Linked DNA regions of Homo sapiens: regions 1 and 3 are each linked to region 2. A link is a contact called in ENCODE Hi-C or POLR2A ChIA-PET data. All regions are on one chromosome and are shown on one strand. Each heading gives the region's core, a stretch centred on a gene start or an enhancer-like site at or near the end of the contact. The rest is flanking DNA. Distances are from core to core; before and after follow the strand shown. Region 1 overlaps COMETT (cytosolic oncogenic antisense to MET transcript). Region 2 holds the start of CAPZA2 (capping actin protein of muscle Z-line subunit alpha 2). Region 3 overlaps ST7 (suppression of tumorigenicity 7).

Region 1 (3,009 bases), core at 34-2,533, 230 kb before region 2:
AATTCTCTCTTTTGTGCTTAGGGTGATATTAGTGACTTCTCTAGTCAGGTGTTCTAAGAAATATAGCATTTTCTCAACCATAGGCATTTAGTCTTATAACCAGGCTTTTGAATTTCAATGTAAAAATAGTACCACAAATTTCTATAAAACTACCTAGGGATTTTAATCAAAATAAAGTCAAGCAATAACAGCTACCATTTAATGAGCATTTATTATGTGTCATGCTCTGTGCTCAGTTCCTTTCATGCATAATCTTCCTCTAATGTAGAAGGCTTCAGAATTCCATGAAAAATGACAGGCATCTAAAAGGGAAAACTTGATTACAAAATATAGGCATTGCACTGACTCTGAAAAGCAGTGGGCATATGGGAGGAATTATTAAGGTAATAAGCTTTAGAGACACAATCATAAAAATGTAAATGTACCAGTTAAGTCAATTTTTCCCCTTGGATCAAAACTGTAGTCTCTGTAGGTTGGGAGCACAGAACCTTGAGGAGCTCTTGGGAAATGTCAGAGCAGGCTTAACAACTTTATCCACTGACACGCCTCTAACGGAGATTCTCTGCAGTATTGGAAGCATCCCCAACCTGCATTAGAGCACTAGCCAAATCTGGAGTGACTGACATGGTATTATAGCATTATTGTTATAATCAAACAGATGTTCAGAAAGTAAAATGATAAAAAGCAAAAATGAAATATAAATCACAAACGGTTTATAAGTATCCCAGCAGGAAAAAAAAATCAAACTTTTACAAGTATTTACTAAGTAAAAATCTCAAAAACTTAAAGATGAAGTAATTCCATTATTATTTATGCACCAAACCAGTGCCACCAACCCATACAATATTAACCATGAAACAATTATAATGATACCTAAAAGGGATAAACAAAAAAATTTACTTCATCAAGTAAAGACCAATTATTATCACAATTAAATACTAACCTATATATTAAATGGATCAATGTATGATGTGAAAAGTGAAAACAAAACACATTTCACCATTTGGAGTAATGAAAGGAAATATGAGTTATTTCTAAAAAATCAAAGTAAGTACATCTAGTATTATGATTGCTAACTGAAGTCAAAAATATTAATAGTGATTAGGAAAAAATCACAGCCCACCAAAGAGATCACCTAAGTTTTAGATTTAGATGATAATAAATGTAAGAGTTTAATTAGTTGTGAATTAGTTCAGGTGCCCTTTAAGCTATTTGTACTTAAGTGACGTGAATCATGCCTGACTTGGCTGGCTGCATTTGTTTCTAACTATGATTTAGCCTGGGCACACATTAACTTCCTTAGCATAGTGTGAGCACCGGCCCAGTGAATGTCTGTCTGTACAATCCTGGTTAGGTTTTTTAGAAGAAAGTTGTTTAAAGAAAGGTAAAAAAGCATAGAGACTTTTGAAACCTGTTTTGTTTTCATGTTTCTCTAAAATTTCTCTGGGAACAAAGGCTGTTTCTTGCCAATTATTGGAAGAGAAGGGAAGTATCCTCTGTTCACCTTACCGAGTTTGCCTCTTCAGGGCATGTTTTTGCACAGAGAAATCTCTTACTGTAGCCTCATGCCTTAGGAGAGAGGTCAACAGACTTTTTCTTTAAAGGGCCAGATGGTTAATATTTTAGACTTTGTGGACCAAGAAGCAAAATCAAGGATAGTACATAGACACTTACATAAAAAGAAAGAAAATATATTTTCACAACATTTTTATTGGTAAAATTCAAAATATAGTGATTATAACAATTCGGTACAATTCTTTTGGAATACAGGTCTACTAATGAAAAGAATGAAATTCACTTAATCAGGAGTTTAAAGTTACAGTTCTAACTGGGCCCAGTGGTTCACGCCTGTAGCCCCAGCACTTTGCAGGGCCAAGCTGGGTGGATGGCTTGAGCCCAGGAGTTTGAGACCAGCCTGAGAAACATGACAAAACCTTATCTCTATAAAAAATAGAAAAATTAGCTGGGTGTGGGAGCACACACCTACAGTCCCAGCTATTCTGGAGGCTGAGTTGGGAGGATCACCTGAGCACCAAGAGGTCAAGGCTACAGTGAGCCATGATCACACCATGGCAACAGCCTGGGTGACAGAGTGAAACCCTGTCTCAAAAAAAAAAAAAGTTAGAGTTCCCTATCATCAAATAAATTGCAAATATTTATTTGTAAAAATTATTCTTAGCTCATGGGCCATACAAAATAAGATGGCCAGATTTGACCTGAAGATCATAGTTTGATAACTAAGAGACTTCATAACCGTGCCATGAAAGGGTTAAAAGGCAGACGAAAGCAAAGACCAGCAACAGTAGAAACTGTAACTTACATTTTTTTCTGAAATATATTTATGTGCTTCTTTATTGCACACTTCATTTTACTTGACCTTCTCTTTGATTGGCCAAAGGTATCCATTTGCCTTGGGAGTAGATTAGAATTCTTAAGCAGAAATGAAAAGGGGGAGAAACAATCAATGTTTAGTGACTGACTACTAAAATAAAAATGTTCAGTTCCTAGTAAGACCAGAGTACTGAAGTCAAGCATAGCTGAGAGAGTTAAACTTTTTAAAAAATTATTTAAATTTCTCTCTATATCTAAAGAGCCAGATTTGACTGGCTGCTACCTTCGGTTTCACTCATATGAAGAGACAGGTTTCACTGACTGCTACCTTCAGTTTCACTTAGCCAAAGTGAATTCAAACTGTCTCCACAGGAGAGAAGAAACACTGTGTGTCATTGGGCATTATGTAAGTCACCTAAACCTCGGACTCTTTATCTGTAAAATGGGAATAATGATTCCTACTTCCTATGGTTATGTGATTAAAAGACCTAATGAATATAGAGCACTTTCCACAGTATATGCCAACAGTACTCAGTAAACCTTAGTGCTCTGACTGTAGTAGATAAACAGATCAAACAGTTCATCTTTATGTATGATGTAAAGAATATCCATTACATCTGAGGTAATCCACAAAATGAGTTTTTCCTTAAAGGCGTCTACTGTCTAATCATTCAGGGT
Region 2 (2,893 bases), core at 383-2,882:
AATTTGAAAACAATGAGTAATTTTTTGGTTTAAGTATGTCTCCACTGCTTCATGGGACATACTTTTTAAAAGATTGCTTATCTGCAATTCACATTTGATTAAGTGTCCTATATTTAATATGGCAAACCTATTCAGGAGGGTAGGATCCATGTCTAACATAGCTTTGTATTCCCCTGGAATAGTACAGTGCCTTCCCCAACTGTTTTTGTTTTTTTTTGTTTTGCTTTTTGAGACAGAGTCTTGCTCTGTCACCCAGGCTGGAGTACAGTGGCGCGACCTCGGCTGACTGCAACCTCCGTCTCCCGGGTTGCAGGGACAGGGACAACCTCCGCCTCTCGGGTTGCAATGACTTCTGCAACTCTCCTGCCTCAGCCTCCCGAGTAGCTGGTATTACAGGTATGCGCCACCACGCCCCGGATAATTTTTGTATTTTTAGTAGAGACGGGGTTTCTTCATGTTGGCCAATCTGGTCACGAACTCCTGACCTCAGATGATCTGCCCACGGAGGCCTCCCAAATTGCTGGGATTACAGGCCTGAGCTACCGCGCCCGGCCCCAACTGTTCAATATATGTTTGTTTAATGAGTAGAAAATGAGCTTCTTGAGTATGGAAGTTTCTCTTTTTATTTCAACAGTTTTGGAATACAGGTGGATTTTTGGTAACATGGATAAGTCCTTTAGCGGTAACTTCTGAGATTTTAGTGCACCCATCACCTGAGCAGTGTACCCTGTACCCAATACGTAGTAATTTATCCCCTCCCCAGTCCCCAAAGTCCATTTTATCATTCTTATGCCTTTGAACCCACATAGCTTAGCTCCCACTTATAAGTGAGAACATAAAATATTTGGTTTCCCATTCCTGAGTTACTTCACTTAGAATAATGGCCTCCAGCTCCTTCCAAGTTGCTGCAAAAGGCATTATTTCGTTCCTTTTTATGGCTGAGTAGTATTCCATGGTGTATATACCCACATTTGCTCTATCCACTCATTGGTTGATGGACACTTAGGTTGGTTCCATCTCTTTGCAATTGCGAATTGTGCTGCTATGAACATGTATGTCTAGCTTGCTTTTTTCCCCCTCAACACTGTATCCCCAGAGACTAACACAGTGCCCCGCACCCCGTTAAAGAACCAAAAAATATTTGTTGGATGAATAAAGGAGTATATCAAGAGCAATCTTTCAATTATGGAGAGGGTCGTGATGTGTATTTTAATGAAAGCCAACTATCTTCTCTAATATTTGAAAAAACAATGTTTAAAAGGCTTCTATTTGTACACCTTTTCACATTTTAGCTGGCAGAGTTCAGGACTTGATGGAAACATAACGAAGGGCTCAGAATGTACTCATCGCAGACTGAGCCCATATGGTCACAGTGGGGAGAGCACGCTGCACTCAAGATGCTAGCAAGCCTGCAGCAGGCGGCCCAGCGAGACACGGTCCCCCGCCCGGCCACCAGGCGCCCGCGCACGCGCACAGCCGCGCTCAGTCCGCGAGGGCCGGGTCGAGGGAGGCGGGGCTCCCGGGGTGCGCGTGCGCGGCGGCCTGAGCGGCGGGCCCCTCCCTTAGCGGGGGCGCGCGGCGCTGAGGACCGCACGGAAACGGGGAAGTCAGGTGGCCGCTGCCGCCGCCGCCGCCGCGGTTTGTCGCCAGAAGGAAGATGGCGGATCTGGAGGAGCAGTTGTCTGATGAAGAGAAGGTAAGAGTCGCGGGGGCGACGGCGCGGGCTGTCAGGAGCCGGCTCAGCCCGGGCGGGTGGGCCCGGAGTCTGGTCGCGGGGGAAGGGCATTGGCCCGCAGCTGGCCTTGCCCTCGGCTGCCCTTCCTCCCCCATCCTTACTGCGCCCAGTGCCTGCCCCTGTCCGTCACCCGAGGCCCCGCGCGGGGGCAGGTCTCTGCCAGGCCTGCTCGCTCCGCTCCTTGTAGGGTGTGTACTCCGAAAATAGGAAGCGGGAGCCGGGCGACGGCGGGCGGGGGCGCGGGCGCGGGGGAGGGCGGCGGCTGCCCAGGACCCTCTCCTGCTGTCGGGCCGCGGGGCCTCCGCCGGGGCCGGGGACCGGGGACCAGGGACGCAAAGGGGTTTGCGTCCGTGCGTGGGAGCGGCCCAAGGGCAGTGCCCAGCGCGGCGGCCTGGCCTGTGAGTGTAGCGGCGGGTGAGGGGAAGGGAAAAATCGCTTAGGAAGCAGACCTTCACTTCTCCCTTCTACTTCCCCCTCCTCAAAGCAAAATGCTTCCTTTTCTGATCCTCTACGGTTTATCCTTTTTTTTCCCTTTCCCCATGGAGGCATCTCTCCCTCCTTCTCTCTTTCCTTTCGTGGCTCTAGCAGTAAGCTTGCAGCTCCCATGTTCCCCAGGAGGCAGCGGAGTTGCTCACAAAAAGACGACCCCCTCCCCATAGTTGTTTTCTGCCCACGTTGGCAGCAGCCCCCCCCCGGGGGTCGATTTGGTGGCACCTCACTTTCCTGCTAGGACTTCTTCCGAAGAGGGGAAAATGTGCAACTCCTTTTACTGTATATTAGATGCTGTGACAGCAATGGAACCAGATGAACGACTTAAGTTCTCAGATATTTAAAACGAGTAATGGAATAATTCATTGAACTGCTGCTCTCTTAATTCGCCCCTTTCGTTTGGCTTTTGGGAACGTCCCATTCCCGAGGGTGGTGGGGTAGGGGAGAACCCTGCTAATTTTGACTGTTTCTCGGAAAGGACCCTTAGAAGTAACTGACAGAACATAGGAATGAGTTAGTTGCAGGGTTGGAAATGTCCACTCTTCGTTAAAGAGTGCTTCATTTTTAAATTTCAAAGCCAGTGCAGGAAAATACAGGTACATTTAGGTATGTTGTGGTGTTTAAGAAATCTTCATGTAAGTCTGAGGATATTTTCATTTAGGACCCTCT
Region 3 (3,047 bases), core at 83-2,582, 250 kb after region 2:
ACATAAACTAGAAAACCTAGAAGAGATGGATGAATTCCTGGAAATATACAACCATCCTAAATTAAACTAGGAAGAAATTGAAAGTCTGAACAGATTGAAATGGTAATTAAAAAGTTACCAACAAAAAAAAGTCCAGGACCAGATAGACTCACAGCTGAATTCTATCAGACATTCAAAGAAGAATTGGTACCAATCCTATTGACCCTATTCCAAAAAATAAAGAAGGAATCCTCCCTAAATTATTCTGTGAAGCCAGTATCACCCTAATGCCCAAACCAGGAAACAATATAACAAAAAAATAAAACTACAGATCAATATCTCTGATGAACGTAGATACAAAAATTCTCAGTAAAATATTAGCTAACTGAATCCAACAGCATGTCCAAAAAGATAATTCACCATGAACAAGTGGGTTTCATACCAGGGATGCAGGGATGGTTTAACATATGCAAGTAAATAAATGTGATACACCATATAAACAGAATTAAAAATGAAAATCACATGATCATTTCAATAGATGCAGAAAAAACATTTGACAAAATCCAGCACCCCTTTATGATTAAAAACCTACCTTAATATTCCTAAATAGAGGCAACTTCAGACTGGGAAAATGCTTGGTAAATTCTTACTAAATATATGCCCCAAACATGGCAATCTTTTAGCATATATGTTTTGTGGGAGGGAGAAGGGAAGGCATTACAAGTCTCCCTCTGATGATTATCATTTACATTTACAATAGTATTTTAACATTTTCATTCAAAACATCTTGGAAATATTTTTAAGTAAGCAAATAGAAAAAAAGAACTTTTCTGGATACAATTTCATACTGAAACCAGTAATTCACTCTGATGCTGAAAGGTAGGCTTTTGTCTTTTGTTTATACATTCCTCCTCTCAGAGGAGGGTCACTGAAGACTGTTACCTACTTAGATGATGCCAGGCACTGATCTAAAGCACTTTGCATGCTAACTCATTTACTCTTCCCCACCGTACAACAGGGTCATTGCTAATGGTTGTTTCCTTTTTACTTACAGGTAGGCTCAATAGGTAGAATAGGCCAGTTAGTAACCTGCCTTCAGTCACACAGCTAGCAATGGAGGAGCAGGGTTGGAACCCAGGCCATCTTGTGCAGGCAGCCTGCACTCTGTCACTCATTTCACTGCCTCTGTGGTCAGCTGTTTTTCTAGCCTGCTGTACAAATGGTAGGTCTGGACTTTATTCTAGCAGTAGCGTGGTGTAGATTCACAGGCTATAAATTAATTACCTCCGTGTGGGTTGTTTCCTTTCACTCTGGTGAGCTAGGCCTAATGGTTGTTTTCCTTTTTAACTCAAAGATGGGGAAGCCCCAACAGCAATAAAGGGATTTCCCTAGAGCCTGGCTGCCTTTGCAGATCTGGGCTGGTGAGGTTTTCTGTGCCCCTGCTGAACCGGATGATCATTGCTGGGCTATCTTATGGTACATTTGTCTTGCAGCATTCTCAGGAAGCAGAGGATGCTTCCGACTGATAGGAAACTTTGAGCAAAGGAAAACCTCTCCTGTAGGAACATTTTGAAAGGTCTCTCTCAAAATGCTGGTCTGTAGTGAGAGCTAAATAACTACAGTGTGTACAGCTTTAGGCTCCTGCTTTAGAGCTTGTTGACATGCCTAGCCTTTAGGGACTCAGCTTTGCCAGGCCTCGAAATGAACCCAGGGTAAGGTTTCTATTCAGCCACTATCCTTTTCTGCTGAGTGCATTTCAGGGAGAGGCAGCATTGAGGTAAAGGATCAGGTGCTCTGCAAAATAGTTGTGTGCATGGAAATGCTTAGCAGTTTGCTTCCTGGCCCCAGGGAGATAATTACCTAACTGCTCTCACCTAAGCAATGTCCTAGGAGCCTGCCATGGACATTTAAAGTACACGGCTGACCCTGGGGAAATTGATTATTTGGGGGCCTCAGGATTTCTATGCTGGAGACTAAAATTATCAAATTAAATTTGATTTCTTTGGAAGAGAGAGCTAAAAACAAAGAAAAACCCTGATGTTTCCTCTGTAAAGAAAAAGTCAATTAACTGAACAGATATACAATGTACTTAAAAATAAACAGGTGTATATTTTATTAGATATCCCTAATACTTCTTAGTTCACAAGGTGAAAGCTAGCAATGACTTTGTTATACCATCTAGCTCACTCTTCCCTTTTAGTTCCTATGCCTATACCCATCCATCCAGCTTTTTCCCTTGCTTAATTTCAAGATACCCCTCTGCCTGCTTGGCACAAGCCTTCCCATCCCAGTCCAGTTCCATCCACAAGAACTGCACCTGTCATCACAGTCCAGACCTGCCAAGTTAGTCTTATCTGCTAGCAAAGACATGCCCAGCCTCTGCAGGGAGTGTTTATTATAGTGGAGAAAATCTCTGGATTTTGCTTCGCTTTTGAGAGTGGTAAGGTGGATATGTGCAGAAAATGCTCCCCTTAATTATCTCAAAATGTTGATAGAATGCATACAATTCTGTATGTTGCATTGACATTTATACATAGATTCCTATATCCCTATTAAAATGTGTGTGTATGTATTTCATTGGATATAGGGATCAATACACATTTTAATAGGATACAGGATATGTATATTTGTGTATATGTATATAGATATACATATATGTACATATATATGCATGTGTGTGTGTGTGTATATATATATATAACAGAGGTATTTTTAAGAGGCATCCAGAGCATAATTTTTAGAAGTCAGAATCAAGAACAGGAAATGGAGAAAATCAGAATGGTAAATAAAATAATTAATTCATGGATTAAATGTAAAAGAAGTGTGTTTTTGGGAAAGTGGTAGCAGATGACGATTGAATAGGAATGAGTTATAACAAAAGATCTATTTATTGAGTTACCACTCCATGCCAGGTGTACTATATTAAGCACTTTGCATATATTATTTCATTTAGTTCTGATTGAAATTCTGAGTGGTGGGTATGACCAGTGTCTTTATATTGCTAAGTAAAAACAGACACAAAGTTTAAATAATTTGGCCAAGGTTATATAGCAGTTAAATCATGAGAT

What was found. A loop is a pair of places that touch in the nucleus more often than their neighbours do. ChIA-PET counts read pairs that join two places held with the same protein, here RNA polymerase II (POLR2A). Pooled maps may share reads with other maps.
Region 1: a map of gastrocnemius medialis shows a loop between it and region 2 (6-fold over the local background). The contact joins the enhancer-like site here to the promoter of CAPZA2 in region 2. A Hi-C loop is called at or near these places in 1 of 168 maps with a recorded cell type or tissue (gastrocnemius medialis) and 5 of 50 pooled maps. POLR2A ChIA-PET finds 5 or more read pairs at or near these places in 1 of 52 experiments (Panc1).
Region 3: a pooled map shows a loop between it and region 2 (4-fold over the local background). The contact joins the enhancer-like site here to the promoter of CAPZA2 in region 2. A Hi-C loop is called at or near these places in 3 of 168 maps with a recorded cell type or tissue (K562, ascending aorta and gastrocnemius medialis), 6 of 37 single-sample maps with no recorded cell type and 19 of 50 pooled maps. POLR2A ChIA-PET finds 5 or more read pairs at or near these places in 5 of 52 experiments (GM12878, PC-9, WTC11 and 2 more).

The regions. Positions count from the first base shown.
Region 1 is chr7:116,627,853-116,630,861 of GRCh38, forward strand. The region is part of intron 2 of COMETT (cytosolic oncogenic antisense to MET transcript); the gene reads right to left. Among named protein-coding and RNA genes, the nearest start is that of MET, 43 kb to the right of the region's middle. RefSeq lists an enhancer at 2,559-2,678. Within about 2 kb of position 1,284, at least 12 of the 41 ENCODE cell types and tissues checked have a DNase peak (open chromatin) inside an H3K27ac peak, as active enhancers do; they include Panc1 and gastrocnemius medialis, where a contact is called at or near this core.
Region 2 is chr7:116,860,955-116,863,847 of GRCh38, forward strand. It overlaps CAPZA2 (capping actin protein of muscle Z-line subunit alpha 2), which reads left to right and starts at 1,633. Exons shown (of 10, transcript NM_006136.3): 1 at 1,633-1,696. The coding sequence starts at 1,658. RefSeq lists enhancers at 1,251-1,300, 1,252-2,014 and a silencer at 1,381-2,120.
Region 3 is chr7:117,109,444-117,112,490 of GRCh38, forward strand. The region is part of intron 2 of ST7 (suppression of tumorigenicity 7); the gene reads left to right. It overlaps ST7-AS2 (ST7 antisense RNA 2), which reads right to left. Exons shown (of 5, transcript NR_109981.1): 5 at 2,849-3,047. Among named protein-coding and RNA genes, the nearest start is that of ST7-AS2, 35 kb to the right of the region's middle. RefSeq lists enhancers at 1,065-1,144, 1,185-1,404. Within about 2 kb of position 1,333, at least 4 of the 41 ENCODE cell types and tissues checked have a DNase peak (open chromatin) inside an H3K27ac peak, as active enhancers do; they include GM12878, where a contact is called at or near this core.